Regions from separate parts of the Homo sapiens genome. Here regions 1, 2 and 3 are each linked to region 4. Evidence: chromatin contacts called from ENCODE Hi-C or POLR2A ChIA-PET data. All regions are on one chromosome and are shown on one strand. Each heading gives the region's core, a stretch centred on a gene start or an enhancer-like site at or near the end of the contact. The rest is flanking DNA. Distances are from core to core; before and after follow the strand shown.

The links. A loop is a pair of places that touch in the nucleus more often than their neighbours do. ChIA-PET counts read pairs that join two places held with the same protein, here RNA polymerase II (POLR2A). Pooled maps may share reads with other maps.
Region 1: a map of mammary epithelial cell shows a loop between it and region 4 (21-fold over the local background). The contact joins two enhancer-like sites. A Hi-C loop is called at or near these places in 5 of 168 maps with a recorded cell type or tissue (HCT116, IMR-90, PC-3 and 1 more) and 8 of 50 pooled maps.
Region 2: a map of gastrocnemius medialis shows a loop between it and region 4 (7-fold over the local background). The contact joins the promoter of PRDM15 here to the enhancer-like site in region 4. A Hi-C loop is called at or near these places in 9 of 168 maps with a recorded cell type or tissue (IMR-90, MCF 10A, Right ventricle myocardium inferior and 6 more), 3 of 37 single-sample maps with no recorded cell type and 16 of 50 pooled maps. POLR2A ChIA-PET finds 5 or more read pairs at or near these places in 3 of 52 experiments (A673, BJ and MCF 10A).
Region 3: a map of ascending aorta shows a loop between it and region 4 (2.7-fold over the local background). The contact joins two enhancer-like sites. A Hi-C loop is called at or near these places in 1 of 168 maps with a recorded cell type or tissue (ascending aorta) and 6 of 50 pooled maps. POLR2A ChIA-PET finds 5 or more read pairs at or near these places in 1 of 52 experiments (activated T-cell).

The regions. Positions count from the first base shown.
Region 1 is chr21:41,931,498-41,935,862 of GRCh38, forward strand. The region is part of intron 2 of C2CD2 (C2 calcium dependent domain containing 2); the gene reads right to left. Among named protein-coding and RNA genes, the nearest start is that of SNORA91, 15 kb to the right of the region's middle. Within about 2 kb of position 2,199, at least 20 of the 41 ENCODE cell types and tissues checked have a DNase peak (open chromatin) inside an H3K27ac peak, as active enhancers do; they include PC-3 and mammary epithelial cell, where a contact is called at or near this core.
Region 2 is chr21:41,877,336-41,882,310 of GRCh38, forward strand. PRDM15 (PR/SET domain 15) reads right to left here and starts at 2,009. Exons shown (of 24, transcript NM_001040424.3): 1 at 1,935-2,009. RefSeq lists enhancers at 833-882, 1,883-1,932 and a silencer at 2,083-2,132.
Region 3 is chr21:42,047,062-42,051,502 of GRCh38, forward strand. All of the region lies in intron 1 of LOC107985502 (a long non-coding RNA gene), which reads left to right. Among named protein-coding and RNA genes, the nearest start is that of UMODL1, 22 kb to the right of the region's middle. Within about 2 kb of position 1,295, at least 6 of the 41 ENCODE cell types and tissues checked have a DNase peak (open chromatin) inside an H3K27ac peak, as active enhancers do; they include ascending aorta, where a contact is called at or near this core.
Region 4 is chr21:41,609,328-41,614,380 of GRCh38, forward strand. No RefSeq gene overlaps it. Among named protein-coding and RNA genes, the nearest start is that of PCSEAT, 31 kb to the left of the region's middle. RefSeq lists enhancers at 1,142-1,436, 3,278-3,941. Within about 2 kb of position 3,029, at least 20 of the 41 ENCODE cell types and tissues checked have a DNase peak (open chromatin) inside an H3K27ac peak, as active enhancers do; they include PC-3, ascending aorta, gastrocnemius medialis and 1 more, where a contact is called at or near this core.

The DNA of each region.
Region 1 (4,365 bases), core at 949-3,448, 320 kb after region 4:
CTGCAACCTCTGCTTCCCAGATTCAAGCAATTCCCCTGCCTCAGCCTCCCAAGCAGCTGGGACTACAGGCGCGTGCCACCACGCCCAGCTAATTTTTTGTATGTTAGTAGAGACGGGGTTTCACCATGTTGGCCAGGATGGTCTTGATCCCCTGACCTCGTGATCCACCTGCCTCAGCCTCCCAAAGTGCTGGGATTACAAGCGTGAGCCACCATGCCTGGCCAAGTGTCTTTTATATGCTGACAAAAGGGCTGTTGGGGGGGACCCCAGATAGCACCAGGATGGGGGCTGGTCACTTGAGAAACTTTGAGCCCCACCTCCAGCATCCCACTACCCCACCTCCAACATCCCACCACTCCACCTCCAACATCCCACCACCCCACCTCCAGCATCCCACCACCCCACCTCCAGCATCCCACCACCCCACCTCCAGCATCCCACCACCCCACCTCCAGCATCCCACCACCCCACCTCCAGCATCCCACCTCCCCACCTCCAGCATCCCACCTCCCCACCTCCAGCATCCCACCACCCCACCTCAAGCATCCCACCACCCCACCTCCAGCATCCCACCACTCCACCTCCAGGGAGGGCAGAGGGGCTAGAGGTCGCATTCAATCACCTATGGCCAATGATGTAATCCATCATGCCTAGCGAATGAATCCTCCATAAAAACCCTGAAAGGATGGGTTTGGGGAGCTTCCAAGGTGGTGAATACATCAAGGTGCCGGGCGGGTGGCTCGTCCAGGCAGGGCATGAAGCTGCTGGAGTCCCTGCCCTCCCCCTCCGCCCGCCTAAGCATCCCTTCGATGTGGCCGATCCTGAGTCATATCCTTCACAATAAACTAGTAATAGTTAGTAAACTGTTTTCCTGAGTTCTGTGCTATGAGCCGCTCTAGTAAAATATGTGAACCTCAGTGGGGTGGGTTGGGGAAGTCTGCCATCTACAGATAGTCAGAAGAACGGGGGCAACCCGGAGCTTACGCCTGGTGTCTGAAGTGGGGGCCGTCTTGCGGGACCTAGCCCTGGGCCTTTGGGATCTGTGTTAAGTCTGAGTAATGTCAGAATGGAGTTGAACTGTAGGACACCCAGTTGGCACCAGAGTTGAAGAACTGATAATCGGTGTGAGAAAAACCCCCACACATTTGGTGTCCAAAGTGTTGTGAGTAAACATAGTTGAGACTGCTCCTGGCCGCAGCCGCGGCTGGGCCGGGTGTGGACTCTGCACTTATCTATCGTTGGTCCTGTGGGATGACTCAAGCTGCTCCAAGTTCTGGAAGACCGCACTCTGTGTAGACTATGCAGAGAGGGTTTTGCAGATGAACCAGATATTTGCAAAGGTGATGACTTGGACACACCGAGGCCTTCAGGGTGGCAGGAGAAAGTCCAAGAAAAAGGCATCCAGTGGGCACGGCAGCCAGTTTCATTGGGAGAGGGACCCACAGGGAGACTCCAGATGGAACACCAGTCAGGGGTTTGTCGGCGGAGAGGAGGTGGGGAGCTCAGGCCAGCCAGTCCTCGGCCTTATCCTTCCGATCAGAGATGGCATTACATAACAGACAGGCTGGGTTCCGGCGGCCTTGTCCCTGTCTTGGCTCAAATGCCAACCACATGTCCCTTGTCAAGGCTGAGTTAGAAAGATAGGAAGAGGCAACCTGACACCAAAGTGTGAGCTTTGAAAGGGAGGGGCGATGCCCTGGAATGAGAAGTTCCTGTTTCTTTTCTACCTCTTATTTGTCACAGGTCCTCAAGTTCTGTTACAGTTTTTTTTTTTCCTTCTCAAGAATTATGCCCAGCTGAGGGAACACGAGGCGGTGCAGACACGGAATTAGGTGTAAATTTGGAGACCATGGGGGTGTGTGGCTTAGATACCAGAGAAGAGGAACACCACTGTGAACCCGCTGCCCTACACGGCAGTTCTAGGGCTGAACTCACCGAACAGTGTTAACAAAAAGAGGCCTTGCTGTCTTATCATTTTTATTTAACGCACGAACATTAAGCAGTGTCTCACCCTGGACATTTTACAAGAGATTAAGCTGGCTGGATGCCTTTGCAAAAACAGTGCCCTAAAAATGTGTCATGTTTGGCCAAGATGCTCATCCAAGAATGGAAAAGGCCATGTACACAATCCAAGCACCCGAGGGTGTTCTACTCCCAACTGACCCTTCCCAGGAGCCCGGGCAGATCCCAACAGGACTTCCTCCTTGTGGGTATGCATAGGATCCAGGCTGGCAAGAGCGACCAGGCTCCTCCTCCCGCACTCACAGCCCCGTGAAAGGGGAGGGGAGGGGAGGGAACCCGTCTACTCAACTGGTGGGCTCACCCCACCTCAAAGGACAGTGTGAGCCACAGCCACGACAAGGCAGTGGCAAGGGCTCCTTTCCTCATTTGGCCACAAAAACATAAAAGTCAAGAGCTACGTGGAAAATTGTTGCAAAACAAAACAAGAGTCCGTGTGTGTGTGCTTTTCCTCCGGCAGGAAAAAGCTTCCGAGAACACTGTTAACAGCAGCCTCATCCCAGCAGGCGGCAGCAGGAGATAGATGGTTAAAAAAAAAAAAGTTTGGACATTTTTATTTTTAACTTTTTAATGACCATGAACTATTTCTGTAATTATATCAAAACAAATACAATTTAATCATCCACTTTCACCAGGTGAGGTGGCTCACACCTATAATCTCAGCACTTTGGGAGGCAGAAGACGATGGATTACTTGAGCCCAGGAGTTCAAGACCAACCTGGGCTACAAAGTGAGACCCCATTTCTACAGAAAAAATAAAAAAACTAGCCGGGCATGATGCTGCATGTCCGTAGTCCCAGCTACCGGGGAGGCTGAGGCAGGAGGACTGTTGAGCCCAGGAGGTGGAGGCTGCAGTGAGCAGTGTCTGTGCCAGTACACTCCAGCCTAGGCGACAGAGTGAAACCCTGTCTCAAAAAATAAAAAACAGTCCACTTCCTAAGGCTGCTTTTCTGACACTATGTATCAAGATCCTGAAACATGTGCTAGTCCACTTCCTAAGGTTGCTTTTCTGACAATATGTATCAACATCCTTCAAAATGCACGTACTCTTTCTCAAGTACCTCTACTCTTCTACTTCTAGGAACAGTGAGGAAATAAACACATGAGCAAAAATAACAACAGAGGTAGGAGAAAATATTGAGCCCCGCACAGGCTTGGCATTGCTCCATGTGCTGTACCTGTGGTAACTCACTCCATCCTCATAGCCCGTCTAGGGGGTGGACAGTATCCTCTACCTTTACAGGTGAGAAGCCGAGCCACACAGAGGAAGAGAAAGAACGGAGCAAGGAACCATGCTCCTAACCAGGACAACACGGCTGCTGCTTCACAGCCTTGCCTCGTTTTTTTTTTTTGCTTGTTTGTTTGTCTGTTTGTTTGTTTTTTCTGTTTTTCCCGAGTAGAGTCTGGCTTTGTCGCTCAGGCTGAAGTGCAGTGGCACCATCTTGGCTCACTGCAACCTCCACCTCCCAGGTTCAAGCAATTCTCCTGCCTCAGCCTCCCAAGTAGCTGGGATTACAGGCGTGCACCACCATGCTCGGCTAATTTTTGTATTTTTAGTAGAGACGGGGTTTCACCATGTTGGCCAGGCTGGTCTCGAACTCCTGACCTCGTGATCCACCTGCCCTGGCCTTCCAAAGTGCTGGGATTACAGGTATGAGCCACCGCGCTGGCCAGCCTTGACTCTTATGTGTTCATTCATTAGAATTTTAGGGGAATTTTAGTAACATGGGGGAAAGAATATAAATGGAATATAGTGTAAATTGTAGCAAAAAATAAATGCAGAAGCAAAAGACTGGCAATGCACACCAACACATGAACAGAGCTAATCACCAGTTCATGCAACTACTGTGTGTTTTTATTAAATATTCTTCTGTGTCTTTCAAGTTTTCATCAATGAACTCGTATTGATTTTATGATAATAGCGGAATTCCTATGTTTGAGACAGAATGGAACCATGGCAGCCTGAGGTCTGAACTTGCCAGAGTGTGGGAGTATCTGCAAACTGCAGCATGCCCGTCTGTGCTTGCTGAAGCCTGACCCCCACAGCCAGAAAAGTTCTGACACTGAGGGCCGGGCGCGGTAGATCATGTCTGTAATCCCAGCACTTTGGGAGGCCGAGGTGGGTGGATCAAGTGGATCAGCCTGGCCAACATGGTGAAACCCCGTCTCTACTAAAAATACAAAAATTCACAGGGCGTGGTGGTGCACACCTGTAATCCCAGCTACTCGGGAGGCTGAGGCAGGAGAATCACTTGAACCTGGGAGGCAGAGGTTGCAGTAAGCCAAGGTCGCGCTCCAGCCTGGGTAACAGAGCAAGACTCTGTCTCAAAAAAAAAGTCCTGACAC
Region 2 (4,975 bases), core at 759-3,258, 270 kb after region 4:
CAGGTGCAGCCCTCTCTCCATTCACTACAGCGTGGGGGCACATAACAGGTGTTCAGTAAACATTGGTGGAAAGAATGCATGAATGGCCGAATGAATGAATATCTGCCCACACCAGCACTGTGAGGGGAGCTGAGCAGGGCCATCCACACTTTGCAAATGAGGAACGGAGTCTGAAAAATCATTTAAGTCACCGCTCACCATCCCAACCTCTTGAGCGCACGGGTGGAAGACACAGTTGCCTTAAATCTCCCTTCAATCTGCAAAATGGCAGGACTGTTCTTTCCTGGCCTTCTGTACAGATAATGACATCGAAAATGATATGAGAGCCACATCCTAAGTGAAAAGAGTTCTTTGTCAAATATAATTATTCTAAGACAAGCTAGCAGCCTTCCAACTACAGTTGATTTTTAAATTTATTTATTTGTCTTCTGGAGAAATAACCGTCCCGCCTGCTTCCAAAATGGAACATTTAGCTTGTTCTTTGCTGGCTACTTTGCGGCAAAAAGTATGAATCACAGATAGAAGAAAAACAAACTATAAAAAAAATGGTGTTTTTGCTCTTGAAAGTCTAAATTATAGAGCTACTATTTCTTAATCGTTCACCGTGAGGCAGCGATGTCAGGAAATCTGGGGAAGGAGTGAAGCAGTGAAAACGTGGAACACGTGAAAATGTCCGAGCTTGAAACAAAATACGGTAGTGGTGTGTGCACCGGGGTGGGATCACCACCCTTATCGAGTGTTGACATCATTGCATTCTCCAAGGAGAACTGTCACTGCTACCTTTTAAGGTACATCACAAAGCCAGTGGCTCCTTCACATGTCACCACCCTTCAGGAACCAAGCTAGGTTCTCCAAATTCACTTGAGTCTGGCTTAAGCCAATGTGGTTTTTTTAAAACGAGTGTTGGTAGCTTTAAATACACACACAGGTCCACGTGTCTCTGATCACACACTTGTTTCTACCGTTTTAAACTCCCTTTGGGGACTTGGGGGTGAGGGGCAATTTCTGAGCATTTGTGGGGGAAAAAACCATCCACTACATTAGGGGGTTAAGAAAGGTAAATGGGTGATAACTCTAACCACCAGATAGGAGTGTTTATTTCCATGAGTTTTCATTTCTATTTTCTCAAGGCTAACCCCTGCGTGAACACCTCCCCTCTAGCAGGACGCTGCGCGTGGCCCCCGTCCCCACCTGTCCACGCGAGGCGGGCCTCACCTGAGCGGCCGGGCACGCCCCGTCCCCGAACGGCCACCCACCCCGGGTAGGCACGCGTCACCTGTCCATCCACCTCGCTACCTTCTCTCTGCCACCAAAAGGCTTACGAAAATAAGGCGCAGGGGGTCTGGGAGACCCCATCACCAGGACTCAGCTTCTCTAAACGCGGGGTTGGGGGTCCAGGGACCCCCCCGTGCGACCCGCATGGGCTGTACCCGAGGGCGGGGGATAACGACATCCCCTGGGGCCTCGGCGACGACGCCGCCCGGCGGCGGGGGCCGCGGGGCCGCGGGCCGGGGCGGCGAAGACCCTGCGCCGCGCCCACGGGCGAGCGCGGCCCGGCAGCCCCGCGGCCCCGCGCTGGGCCTGGCCGCGGGCGGGCGGGGGGCGCGAGGCAGGGGACGGGGGCGCGGAGCCCGGCCAGGAGCGCCCGCGGCGGCGGGACCCGGCGGGCGGGCGGCGCGCAGGGCGATCCCGGAGCGGCTCCGGGAAATCCAGCCGGGTTTTGACTCCGATCGCCAACGGTGCCCGCAGCCGGCGAATGTAACAAAGAACAGTCGGCATGGCGGCTGGACCGGGGCGGCGCGCGGCTGCCGGGCGCGGGGGGCGGGGGGCAGCGGGCCCAGGGCGCGCCGGGGCTCGCGGGGGCAGCGGGTGCGGCCCGGGGCCGGCGGGGCGCACGCCGGGGCGGGCGGCGGGCGCAGGGCCCGGAGCTTTACCTGCCTTTGGAATGTGCAGAGCGGGATCGGATCCGGACTCCGGGTTGCGATCCGCTCCGGAAACTGCGCAGCACCGGAAGCCGGGGGGCGGCGGCGGGGCATGGCGGGACTTGTAGTCCGCGGGCGGGCGCGGGGGGCGCAGGCGAGACCCTGGCGCGGCCGGGGGTCCTGCGGGTGGGACTGCGGGGCGCGGGCGGCGTGGACGGGGCAGCGGGCGCGCGCGGGGCGGGTCTGGCCGGAGGGAATTCCGCGCGCGGCCCCCCTCCCACGTGGCACGGCCCTGCCGCCCACGCGCGCGGGCAGCTCCCTCTCCACCTCTCCTCGGACGCGTTTCTTGCGGAGTTGGGGAGTGGTGGCGGTGGGTGGGTCGAGTTTTTCTCTAGAACAGGCCTGGGACTTGCCCCCACTCACGGTGACCTCTGGATTTGGCCGGCGGGGCCCTGGGACACGAGCTCTGTGCCCGCGAGGGGAGTCTGGCCTGGCGGGCTCCGCCACGCTACCGGTGAGCACCGGGCCAGCCGCGGACCTGGCTCTCCATTCTTCCCCGGGGGCCTGTGTGGCCTCTCTTGACCCCCTCCACCAAGTGTGTGTGCCATCACAAAACGTGAGACGGAGAAGGGACAGACTTTTCACCTTAGTCCTGGCCGCCCATATTCAGAGAGGCCGACTGTCTTGTTCATTGCTGCCTGGCAAAAACCTACATTCATAAAGAGAAGTGATGAACCGGGGAAAATGATTTTAAATTGATGCCACAAAAGGGCTCGTTTCCCTCATGTACGTGAAACTCTTGTGAACCAATAAAAATATATATGTATATAGAAAAATGAGCAAAGTGTGTGGATGGACAGTTCGTAGGAAATTCAATGGTTCTTAAGCATATGAGAAGCTATTCAACTACGCTGCAATAAGAGAAAAAAAGTCGCAGTGGGATCATTTTTATTAGATTAGCAAAGATTTTTTAAAACGTTTAATACAACCTGGGCAACATAGCCAGACCTTGTCTCTAAAAAACTTAGCTGGGCTCGGTGGCACGTGCCCGTAGTCTCAGCTACTCAGGAGGCTGAGGCAGGAGGGTCACTTGAGTCCCACAGTTTGAGGCTGCAGTGAGCTGTGATCGTGTCACTGCACTCCAGCCTGGGCAACAGAGTGAGACCCTGTCTCAAACAAAAACAAACAAAAAAAAGTTTTAATAGCATAATTTTGAAGAAACTAGAGAAACAAGCTCCTTTACGGGTAGGAGAATAAATTAGCGTAGTTTCCATTCAGATATTTGTGGATATCCATAAAAATTCTAAATGCACATAGCCTTTGACCCACATGCAGGAATGGTGCCAGAGACGGACTCGCTTGTATGAATGGCATATGTGATCATCACATTTGCTTACATACTACGTGCCATCCCATGGGAAGTGTTGGATGCACCTGGGCACATCCATAGGCTGCAACGCCGGGCAGCCGGAGACAGATTAGGCAAGTGTTGATCTGTGAAGGCTGGTTTCTCTGCCTGGCCCAGCATTCTACAGTGGCTTCCATGTTGCACTATAGTAGGCCATCCCATGGCCCCCCAGACCTTTCTGGAGCATCCCCGGCGTCCACTGTCTCCCTGCTTGTCCCCACCTGCGACTTCATGCCTCCCTCCAGCCTCCTGTCCCTGAAGCCTGTTCCCAAGGCCTTCTGTACTCTATCTTCAAACACTTCCCAGGTTTTCCACAACCTTCTCTGTATTCAGGTCTCCGCCCAACCCCACTCCCACCACCACCACTACAGCTAATGGACATTCCCTCTATACACGCACCTCCAGTGACATCACTCACAGTTCCAAAATGGCCAGATGACTGGTTCTGTGGGCCTCAGGACATGAAACAGTCCTCGGCATATGTGAATAAAAGGTTGTTTACACTAAAAAAGTGACAGGTCCACAGCAAGTGCGAATAACTGAAAGTAAACCAAAGACTTCAACCTCCCCCAGGCCATTTCTCCTATTACTACATACAGCCCACGGCTGGAATTCACTTACACAATAATCGTCATATCTCGTCTTCAAGAGGATTGTCAATGTGTCCACTATAATCCTTCAGAACAATCTAGAAATAATACCTCTTAAGGCAGATTCATCTCCAAAATGTTAAAAGAAAAAAAAAAGTTTTATCTTAAAGTGTCAAATTTTCATTATTAACAATTAATGCAATATACAACTTTGAAAAATGGGCAGAAAGAAAGAAAAAACAACTATAAAGGTTGTTATTGAGGAAAATGGAAAATCTGAACGTGAACAGTGATACCGGATAATAGTATTGGATCAATGTTAAATTTCCCAAGGGTGATCATTGTATTGAAAGTATGGTAGCCCGTGCCATTCATTGTTCTCACCAAATTGTTCTGAAGGATTTAGGGTGAAATATTGTGATATCTGCAAACGTGACAGAGACCGAGAGAGAGCAGATGTGGCAAAACTGGTGAATCTAGGTGAAGGCTATATGGGTTGTTCCGTAGGTTTGAAATTAAAAATAAATGAGTTGAAAATTTAAAAAACAACAGACAAGAGCTTCCATGGCTATCAGTGAATTTCCTTGTGAACACTTAATTCTTCCTGAAAGATACTAGATGGGATTAAGATGTAATTAATCACTGAGGGCTATGCCCGCAGCCCTGTGGACCGCCCGCCCGCCCGCCTTAGATCAGTACTTTTCCAATTAGCACGTCTCCTGGGCTCTGGTTTTGTTATAATTCAAATACAAACCTACTGCTGTGCAAAGCATGATAGACATCCTCAACCACCTCTCCAGCCACCTCCAGCTTTTAAGAAAAAAAAAATTGGCTAATTTTTCTCATAAAGAGGGAAGTCTGATCATCAGCGAATAAGTTAATTCCTACTAAATATGAAACATTGACTCTCACTTCATGTTATTCTCACCCAAAACAGGCAGCATTAAAGTTCAAAAAAGACCATATATCCTTGAAGAGTAACTGCTGAACTTATTCACTGGCAGTGGGCCTTATAGCACAGTGAATGACCAGGTTAGAGACATGCTTCACATTTG
Region 3 (4,441 bases), core at 45-2,544, 440 kb after region 4:
GCATGAGTTTGGAGGGGACAAATATCCAAACCATAGTCCTTGTTTCTTAAAGGATCTGGACCTGGCAGGTGATCTGGCAGGTGACTTTAGGTCACTATGGGAGTCCTTTAACTTTTACACAACTGCAATCTCCACGTCCACCTCTGCTTAAATCACACGGAGGCCGGCTGCCCAGCAAGTTTGAGAGCAGCACTTTATGAGTTTTCTGCTGATCATTCCCCTAAAGTGAAGTGCAGCCAGCCAAGGTAGTTATTCAAAACCTCGCTCAGTGCCCACTTGGCTTCCTCTGCCCAAGACAAGATGGCTTGCTCAGGAAGAAACACCTGCATCCCCAGTGGCAGCATTGTTGCAGGGCAAGGAGCAGCATCCACGACTCTTGTCCTTTCTCTGTGTCTCTAAATGCAAAGGCCAAACATGGGACATTTCAACAGATTCAAGCCAAGGAGAGGGTGGGAGAATCATAGTCTTTAAAATTTGTTTTGGCCGGGTACAGTGGCTCAGGCCTGTAATCCCAGCATTTTGGGAGGCTGAGGCGGGCGGGTCACAAGGTTAGGAGTTCGAGACCAGTCTGGCCAACATAGTGAAACCCTGTCTGTACTAAAAATACAAAAATTAGCTGGGTGTGGTGGCACACACCTGTAGTCCCAGCTACTTGGGAGGCTGAGGCAGGAGAATCGCTTGAACCCAGGAGGTAGAGGTTGCAGCCAAGATCGTGCCATTGCACAGAGCAAGACTCTGTCTCAAAAAAAAATTGTTTTTAAAACAATAAGGCAGGATTTAGACATTGGTAACTGACTATCCCATGTTTATTTGAAGTACCATGGAATTTTAGTGGCAGTATTTATTCAAAACCTGTCTCAGTGTGAAAAAAATATTTGGTTTCCCAGAGACTGTGCTGGGGGAGGAAGAATTCCGGGAAGCCACAATTGGGCTTAAGCATCTCTAGTCCAAACAGTTGGGGAGCCATCGGTTTCCATGTCTGTCGGGTAATTGAATGACATCATTGGGCTGAATCCGGGGTGACTGTGCGGCAGGGGGCTTTCGGCTTCGAGGGAGAGAGTCTCACCATTTCTTACCTATAGGAAAAATACCCATTGCGCATCTGAGAATTTAGAGGGTAAGTAATGCCCAACACCAAGCTAGAATATTAGGCCTTGGGGAAATTTATTTTGGCTGAATGGGATTTATTTTAAGATTCTGAAGTCATTACCACTGCACTTTATTTTCTGAGTAATGTGCCTGTCTTGTAGACTCTCGGGAGGAAATGCTTCACTCCAGCTTTATTTAGGTCATTACCACAAGGCCAAAGCAAAGACCACGTGTGAGGTCACTGACTGGCTGCTGCCAAGGGCAGGTTTATGACCGTGTAGTGGATGCCTTCCCGGCAGCCCCGCCACCAGGCTGGCTGATGCACATGCCCAGCTCCCGCACGATGCTTTTTAGCCTACAAGGTGCTGGGCTGTTAAGGGGCGGAGGTTCGGGGAACAGGGGCTACGCCAACGCACAGGTAGATAGGGGCTGGTCTGCTTCCCCTGGGGCTTCAGGAAAACATTTGAATGTTTCTTTCTTCCCCAGTAACAATGAGCAGGTTGCTCGGACCACTTGCCGGGGGCGTCTAACCGACCTCTTCTACGCCAGGCATATTAGCCGCTTGTCACGGGTCAGTGACAGATGGAGTGGACGGTAGTAGGAATCTGTATCGGAAATCTGTGTCCGACCTTCCTTTACTGCTTCCTGGGCTTAAAAACCTTGATTAAAATGTTTGTCTCCTGGCTGGGTGCAGTGGCTCTCTAATCCTAGCATTTTGGGAGACTGAGGCAGGAGGATTGCTGGAGCCCAGGAGTTCGAGACCAGCCTAGGAAACAAGGCAGAAACCCCATCTCTACAAAAATAAAAATAAATTAGCCAGGTGTGGTGGCCTACATCTGTAGCCCAGTTCCTTGAGAAGCTGAGATGGGAAGATCACTGGATCCTCCCACCTGGTTAAGCCCAACCAGGAGGTTGAGGCTGCAGTGAGCTATGATTGCACAACTGCACTCCAGCCTGGGTGACAGAGCAAGACTCTGTCTCAAAAAAAAAAACAAAAACAAAAACAAAAAAAGGGCTTCTTTTTTTCCCCCCCTCATAAAAGGCATATCCTACACCAAGTTTTCCTCAAATATGAATAGGCCCAAGAACCACCTGTAGATCTTGTAGAGCTGCAGATTCGGATTCAGTAAGTCTGGGACAGGGCATAGGAGTCTCGCAAGCTCCCAGGTGACACTGATGTTGCTGGTCTGGGGCCACACTTTGAACAGCCGGGCCCCAAGCCTCTCTCGACTCCAGGAGACATCCAGGGCTGGCTTGCTCATTGCTTCTCCTTAGCATGGTGCGGTGCCCACTCTGGGTGCCGGGGTCCACGTCCCCATCATTATTATGGTCAGCATATAGCTGTGACCTTTCTGACATCAATGTGGATGTGCGATAAGTCCATGTTTGCGGGAACCTAAGGAAAGACCCACTTACTCATCATCTATGAAGGTGTGGGTAGGAGACAAGAGAGCCGTGCAGAGAAACGAGAGTCAGGAAGAGAATGAGGAGCTCTGGGCATGGAGATGGACACCAGGGACCAGTGGGGAAGCTGAACGGGGCCTGGGCCTCTGCAAAGAGACCTGGCGGGGAGGGGGCAGAAGTAGGGTGCTCACCTGTTGGCATGTCCAGGGCGGGGTGGTGGCAGATTCAGGCTGAAGTTCAGGCTGAGCCCTGGAGACCCAGGCAGAGTTGACCCTGCCTCCTGGGGACCAAGGAGCCTTCAGTGAACTGTCACCCCCTACTGCAGAGCCCAGGACGTGCAGACAACATGTTTTGAATGAATGGAGTGGAAGTCAGGTACAAATATGAGACAAGGGCCTGATGCTGTGTGTAATGCTGGGTCAGACCCGTGGGCAGGTGAGCAGTGCTTGCTTAGAGGGGACCTTGGGCCTGGTTTCCCTTGCTCTGTGGTCCTGCTTCTGAGCTGAGTAGCTGTGGACCTATCGTGGGGAGGAGGAACTCAGAATATGCCCAGCTCAGAGTCTGGGTCTTAGAAGAGAGAAACTGGGGGCGTGGTGCAAGCCCTGAGGGCATTCAGCTGTGTGGTCCAGGGGAAACCACCATAGCTTTGGGGGGTCAGACTGTGAGGCTCAGAACCAGGCAGCCGGCCCCGCCCGTGTGTTCTACTCCACACACGCCGTGTGAGTTGCTGTTCATGTGGTCCAGGGCACTGCCTCACCCTGAGCATTTCATCCACTGGACACTGGGTATTTCTCATCGCAGAGGAGCCTGCACAGGCTACAGAGCACGACCAGACTGAGAGCTCTGAGAGGGGCCCTGGAGGAAAGAATTTGCAGCATGATGTGCCCAGTCCTTAGACCCTCTGTCCCCAGGTGTGTGGCCTGCAGCATACCTGTGCATTCTGTGGGTCACCGATGTCTCCAAGAAGGGAGCATTTTCTCCGGAACCCAGCAAGGAGCAGCTGATGAAGGCCTGCTGACTGCTTTTGGCTTTGCGAGTGCTCTTGAAACCCGTGTACTCCCCAGGAGCTCTGGGCAGCTGCTTCGGCTGCAAGAAGCCTTCACTCACAGATATGGATGCGTCCCAGGGCACCTCACTCCTGCCTTTATTCTTCCAGCCACACGCCAGGGGTCCCCAGGCCACCTCCACTGAGATTAGGCAGTGTGTTTCTATCATGATTCACACATTAGCCATTGTGATATACAATTTTAGCCTTAGAAAAAAGTTGCAAGAATAGTACAAAGAAACGTTTGTACACTTCAACCAATTCATTAATTGTGAGCATTTTGTCTCATTTGCTTAATATCCTCTCTCTAGTATAATCTCTATGTATATATCTTTTCTTACATGTATATAGTATCATCTCTGTCCATGTACATATCTTTTCATATATATGTGTGTATATATGTGCATATACATAGATGTGTATGCAAATATATGTGTGTATGTATGTGTGTATGTGTGTATGTAAATATATGTGTGTGTGTATATATGTGCATATACATATGTGTGTGTAAATATATGTGTATGTATATGTGTGTTTATATGTGCGGATACATATGTGTATGTAAATATATGTATGTATATGTATGTTTGTATATATGTACACACACATAGATTTTAGGGCAAGAACTATTTAAAGAGGTTGTGGACATCAGGTTTCTTTTCCCAAGTGCTTTGGTGTGTATTGCTAGGAATAGTCATTCTCTTATATCACTGACATTGTTATATCCTACCCTTGAACCCATCATCCTTATTCAAATAGAATGCCCTTTGCAACCACGTTTTTTCCGGTTTAGGATCTTTTCTCAAATTCATGCTGTATTTGCCTTCATGATCTTGATGATACTGAGGGAAGGATTATTTTCATTTTCTTTAGTAAAGAAAGTGCAAAACTAGAACCAACAAC
Region 4 (5,053 bases), core at 1,779-4,278:
TCACTCTGTCTCTCAGGCTGGAGTGCAGTGGTGCAATCTCAGCTCACTGCAACAACCTCTACCTCCCAGGTTCAAATGATTTTCCCACCTCTGCCTCCCAAGTAGCTGGTATTACAGGCGCGCACCACCACGCCCAGCTAATTTTTGTATTTTTAGGCAAGACTGGATTTCACCATGTTGGCCAGGCTGATCTCGAACTCCTGACCTCAAATGATCCACCGGCCTCGGCCTCCCAAAGTGCTGGGATTATAGGTGTGAGACACCGCACCTGGCCTCTTTTTACTTTTTTTAAAGGTGGCTCCTAGGAAGTGCAGCACTGCCGCCGTAGCTGCTGTCTGTGGCCCCAACATGTTTTTGTCAGGCAGTGCTGTTGCCTGGGTTCAGGTTTCCTAACAGGCTTGACAAGGTAGGAAGGAGGGGACTCACCTTGGCACCCTTCAAGGACCCCACACAGAAGAAAGATTTCACCTTGCCCGGCCTGGAAGACTTAAGGTGCACGTTCCCAAAGAGGCTTCTTCATGGTGTTCACATTTGGGTACCAGGCCTAGAATGGGGCCACTCTAAGAGAGGCAGTTAATTAATGTGTCTCCAGTTAAGATGGCCTGGAAGGGAGGGGGCAGGCAAGAAACAAAATTCCCATTCCTCTTCTCTCTCCACTCAGATACAGCATGTGAAACAGGTGTGGTCCATATCAGATGCAGTACACTGGGCAGGGTCTAACAGGATAAGAGTTTCACGCAGGACACGACAGCATTCATGGCCCACAAAAGCTTTGGGTTGACGACCGTTGGGGAACAAATCTCGTTAATCTTCCAGTCTCCTGCAACTGGTAGAAGCAGATCTGTGTGCTGCACTTGGTGGGCGGAAGGCTGTCGAGCCATTGAAGGAGAAGGACTGTCTTCAGGCTGTTGAGGCCCCTGTCTGGCCTCGTGCAGCATGGAGGGTGTAGTAACGGGTCCCCAAATGCCTGCCGATAGGAGGCAGTTTGTCAGGTGTTTCATATGCTAGAACAAGCTCTGCTTATTGCCTGTGCAATCGCACTTACTGCCCTAAAGACCTGGGAATAAGTTGAAGAGCCTCTTGCGATTGCAATCTAACCTTCTTTTATGGAGTAAGACATTTTCTTGAGCTGTTAAAGATTTAGGTGTACAGCCCTGTCCAGCCAACGCCGGCTGCTAGGAAGCAGGGCAGTGAGAGCAGAAAGGGGAGACATAGCACTTTCAGCCAGCAGGGGACAGTGTGGTACACGTCTACGTGTCCAGTCCCCTAGGTCCTCGGTCCCCTAGCAGATAGAAGGTCCAGACCAACCGCCACAGTTGTGTATTGAGAAAGTCTGGGGGGTGCTTGGGGAGTTTGATTGTTACTTTCTTAGAGGCGATTGTCAATGGTAGAAGGAACACAAGGACTTCAGGTGATTTAAATCCTCTGCTTTCTAAAAAGGATTGATTCCCTGTTTCATGGTCCAAATTACAGGAATGCGCTGAGAACTCCTCATGGGAGGATGTTAACAGTCTTGTGCAATATAAAGGGTCATTAGAAAGTAAAAAAGGAGGCCGGGCGCGGTGGCTCACGCCTTTAATCCCAGCACTTTGGGAGGCCGAGGCGGCTGGATCAGGAGGTCAGGAGTTCGAGACCAGTCTGGCCAACAAAGTAAACCTGGTCTCTATTAAACATACAAAAAAATTGGCTGAGTGTGCTGGTGTGCGCCTGTAATCCCAGCTACTTGGGAGGCTGAGGCTGAAGAATCACTTGAACCCGGGAGGGGGAGGTTGCGGTGAGCCGAGATCGCGCCATTGCACTGCAGCCTGGGCAACAAGAGCGAAACTCCGTCTCAAAAAGAAAAAAAGAAAGAAAAAGAAAAGAAAGTAAAAAAGGAGAGATAACAGGATGGGGGCAGTAAGCCAGGAGCAAAGAGAAAAAATGAGAATGGGGTTCATGAGTTAAGGAGGGAATTAAGGTGCATGCAATAAATTATAAATTATACAAAAGTAAGTTGTTGTAGGTGAGCCACCTCAAGAAGAAAGGTCTTAAGTGTAATTCCAGGTCGTGAGAGCTGGACAGTCCCTGTTAGCTTTGCCAGGATGGATGTCTGCTGGGACATCTCAGAAACTTCTCCGAGGCCTGTCTGTTTACTTTTGTTTATATTTGTCTAATTATCTTTGTTTAGTGAGTATTACAAAAGCATGACTTACAAGACAATGTCTTCCCTCCTCTCCCAGGGAATCCGCCCTTGCAGCGTTTGTGGGTAGCCAAGGCTCAGCTGACCACTGCAGACAGCCTCCACCTCCCATACAGAACATACTCCTGAGCAAACAGGTGCAACCACTGAAGCCCACACCACATCCAGAGAGTTGTTTAAAAAGAGAAGACTCAGAATTCTCACTCACCTTTTAGATGCCATTCTCTCAGATACAGCAGCTTCATCCCTTTCTTTCCTTCTGGGCTTCCCCTTCTGAACAGCCTCCTGTGCTGGTGTTGAAGCCCAAGGAGCGACCTCTCGAGGGTGCTCAATGGGTGTCCTTCTGCCTCAGGATTCCACTTGTGCCTTAAGTGTATACGACGGTGTGTTTTATTGCACTGTGTTTTATATCACCTTAATTTTTCAATCACATCTGGAGGCACTCTGCGTCCTGTGCAAAGGGGGTTGGGAGTCTCAGTGTAAGGCGGAAGGTGCAATGGCCACAGGCAAGATGGAGGCCCTGGGCATGGCACCTTCTCTCCAGCTTTGGCAACAAGTGCCAGTTCCTCAAGACTGTGAGGTGCAGCCCAGCAGCTGGGGCTCCATCACATCAGTTACACATGGCAGCTGGGGCTCCACCACATACATGTTATGCATGGCAGTGGGGGCTCTGCCACCACATATTATGCGTGGACTGGTCTGGTTCTCTGCATTGTGAAGATGCACCGACATGCACTCATGACCGCTCACATCAACCGGAAGGTAAGTGTCTCTCTGTGATTCCTGTTTGCTAGAAACCAGCATATCCTGAGTGCAGGACAAACACCTGGGCTCAGAACTGAAGCTTCCAGAGGAGGGAGCTCTCTCCCCCGTCTTGACTGGTGTAGCCACACCTGCCACATCTGCCTAAGAAGGAGGTCATGCAGTCTGCTGTGGACATCCAGAAACACAGATCCTGAAGACAAGGCAACGCCCCTTCTCAGGGAATAAAGGGGGCAGGCGGTAGAACTCCCGACGCCCACCTCTCATCCCATTTAGACATGTGCTCAGTATCCTTAGGTATTCCTGAGGGTGACATGAACTGTTCTCTGCCTTTGTCTGGGGCATTGCAACAATAAAAGAGGCATTTTCTTTTCTTTTCTTAGCAAAACTGGCCCCTGCCAAATGCCTTGAGTTCAGTTGTTCAAATCCCTGCCTTCCTGAAGTGCTGAAGGGGCTGAGTGTGAGCAAAGCAAGGATTGGAGGTCGAGCTCTCTAGGGCTGCGGACATTTGGGAGAATATTTGGGTGGGAAGAATGAACAGCGTCACTCAGAACTAACGGCAGGGGGCAGTGTGGCTCCACAGTCCATCACAGGGCACCCCCCCGCCCCACCGACCCCGACAGTGCCCACAGCCCCTGCCATCCAACCAGGGCTGGGCCTCAGCCTGGGGGACAGCTTCTGTGTAGTTTGGTTCAGAATGTGTCCTCATAAGAAAGGCGGCACCTCCCAGATTCCTTCCCTGCCCTCTGCCGGGAAGTCTTACTGCCAAAACACCCAGGAATGTGTGTCTGCCTCCAGCAACTTTAGCTGCAGGGGCTGGACCTGGCTTTGATGCTGCGGCAGCTGATGGGATCCTGGAGCACAGTGTGGGAAGCTGGCTCCTTAGGCCTGGGAACAAGCCCAGGCAACCGGGCTGGGACTCGCTCTGCCTGGCTGCCTCTCCTACAGCGTGCGTGAACGGGAGGCCAGGATGGCCACAGGCCCCAGGAAACGCAGATCTCATGGGAAGAGGTTGCAGTTTCAGCTTCTGGCTGTGGATGCTCCGGGCAATTTCATGCATTTCCATGAGTTCAGAGAATGGAAGCTCCCCTGGCCCCTCCCTACCACTCTTTGTAAATCAGCTCGCTCCTTCTGTTCATTCATCCGCTCATTCATCCATTCCGCACACGTGCCTTATTGAATCCCTGCTATGACCAGGCACAGGGTTAGATACTCCATGGAGACCAGACCAGTCTTAGCCTCTGCACTGATGAACTCAACCCAGAAGACACACGAAAAGATAAGCCACGGTGTGACGGGCGGACGACAGAGCCTGCGCCGAGACACGGGCACTTCAGCTTGATATGTGGAGAGTGTCGGCTGCAAACCTCCCTGGTCTCTGCCGCCAGACGCATGCCAAGATGGCCTGATTACACTGGGGAAATTTCGAATGGGCCATTGAAATGCGTGGTGTGATTGTTGCCATGGATTTTACGGTCTGGTGGCCTGTTCCGTGCTGGTCAGGCTGACGTCTGTGCTTGGCACAGCATGGTGAGAGACAGGCAGGTGTGGTTGATGCCTCTGGGAGGGAGCACATAATCCAGGAAAGGGGGCAGTAAACCAGGCGATGGGAACTGCAACGGAGCAGAGGCCACGGGAGAAGCCCCAGCGGGGAGCACACCTGAGAGGGACAGTGGGAGGAGCGAGGCCTGAAACCGGAGGAGGAGCAGCAGAGCCCCCACAGAGGACAGCGGAAAGGAGACCTGAGTGGGGAAGAGCTCGGCTCCTTCCAGTCCCCCAGGGACCCAGGTTGGGGCAGAGGGGCCATCGGGCCTGTAACCTTGCAGTGCCATCATGGCCCTGGGTAGAGTTTGGGTCTTATTCTAGGAAGCGTGGGGGCTTGGAATGTCCTGGATGCCACCTGTTTCCTGTGTGGCAGGCAGAGTGAAGACCCCACCATTCCACCAAGATGCCTCCACCCTAGCCCTATTCGCCGTGAGTGCATCATATCACATGCAGAGGGGAGTTGGGGTTGCAGGTGGAACTGGATTGGTGAACACCACCCTTAACCTAAGGAGGAGATCCTGGGGGATCCCGCAGGCCCAGAGTCCTCACAGTGTTCTTAAAAGGGAA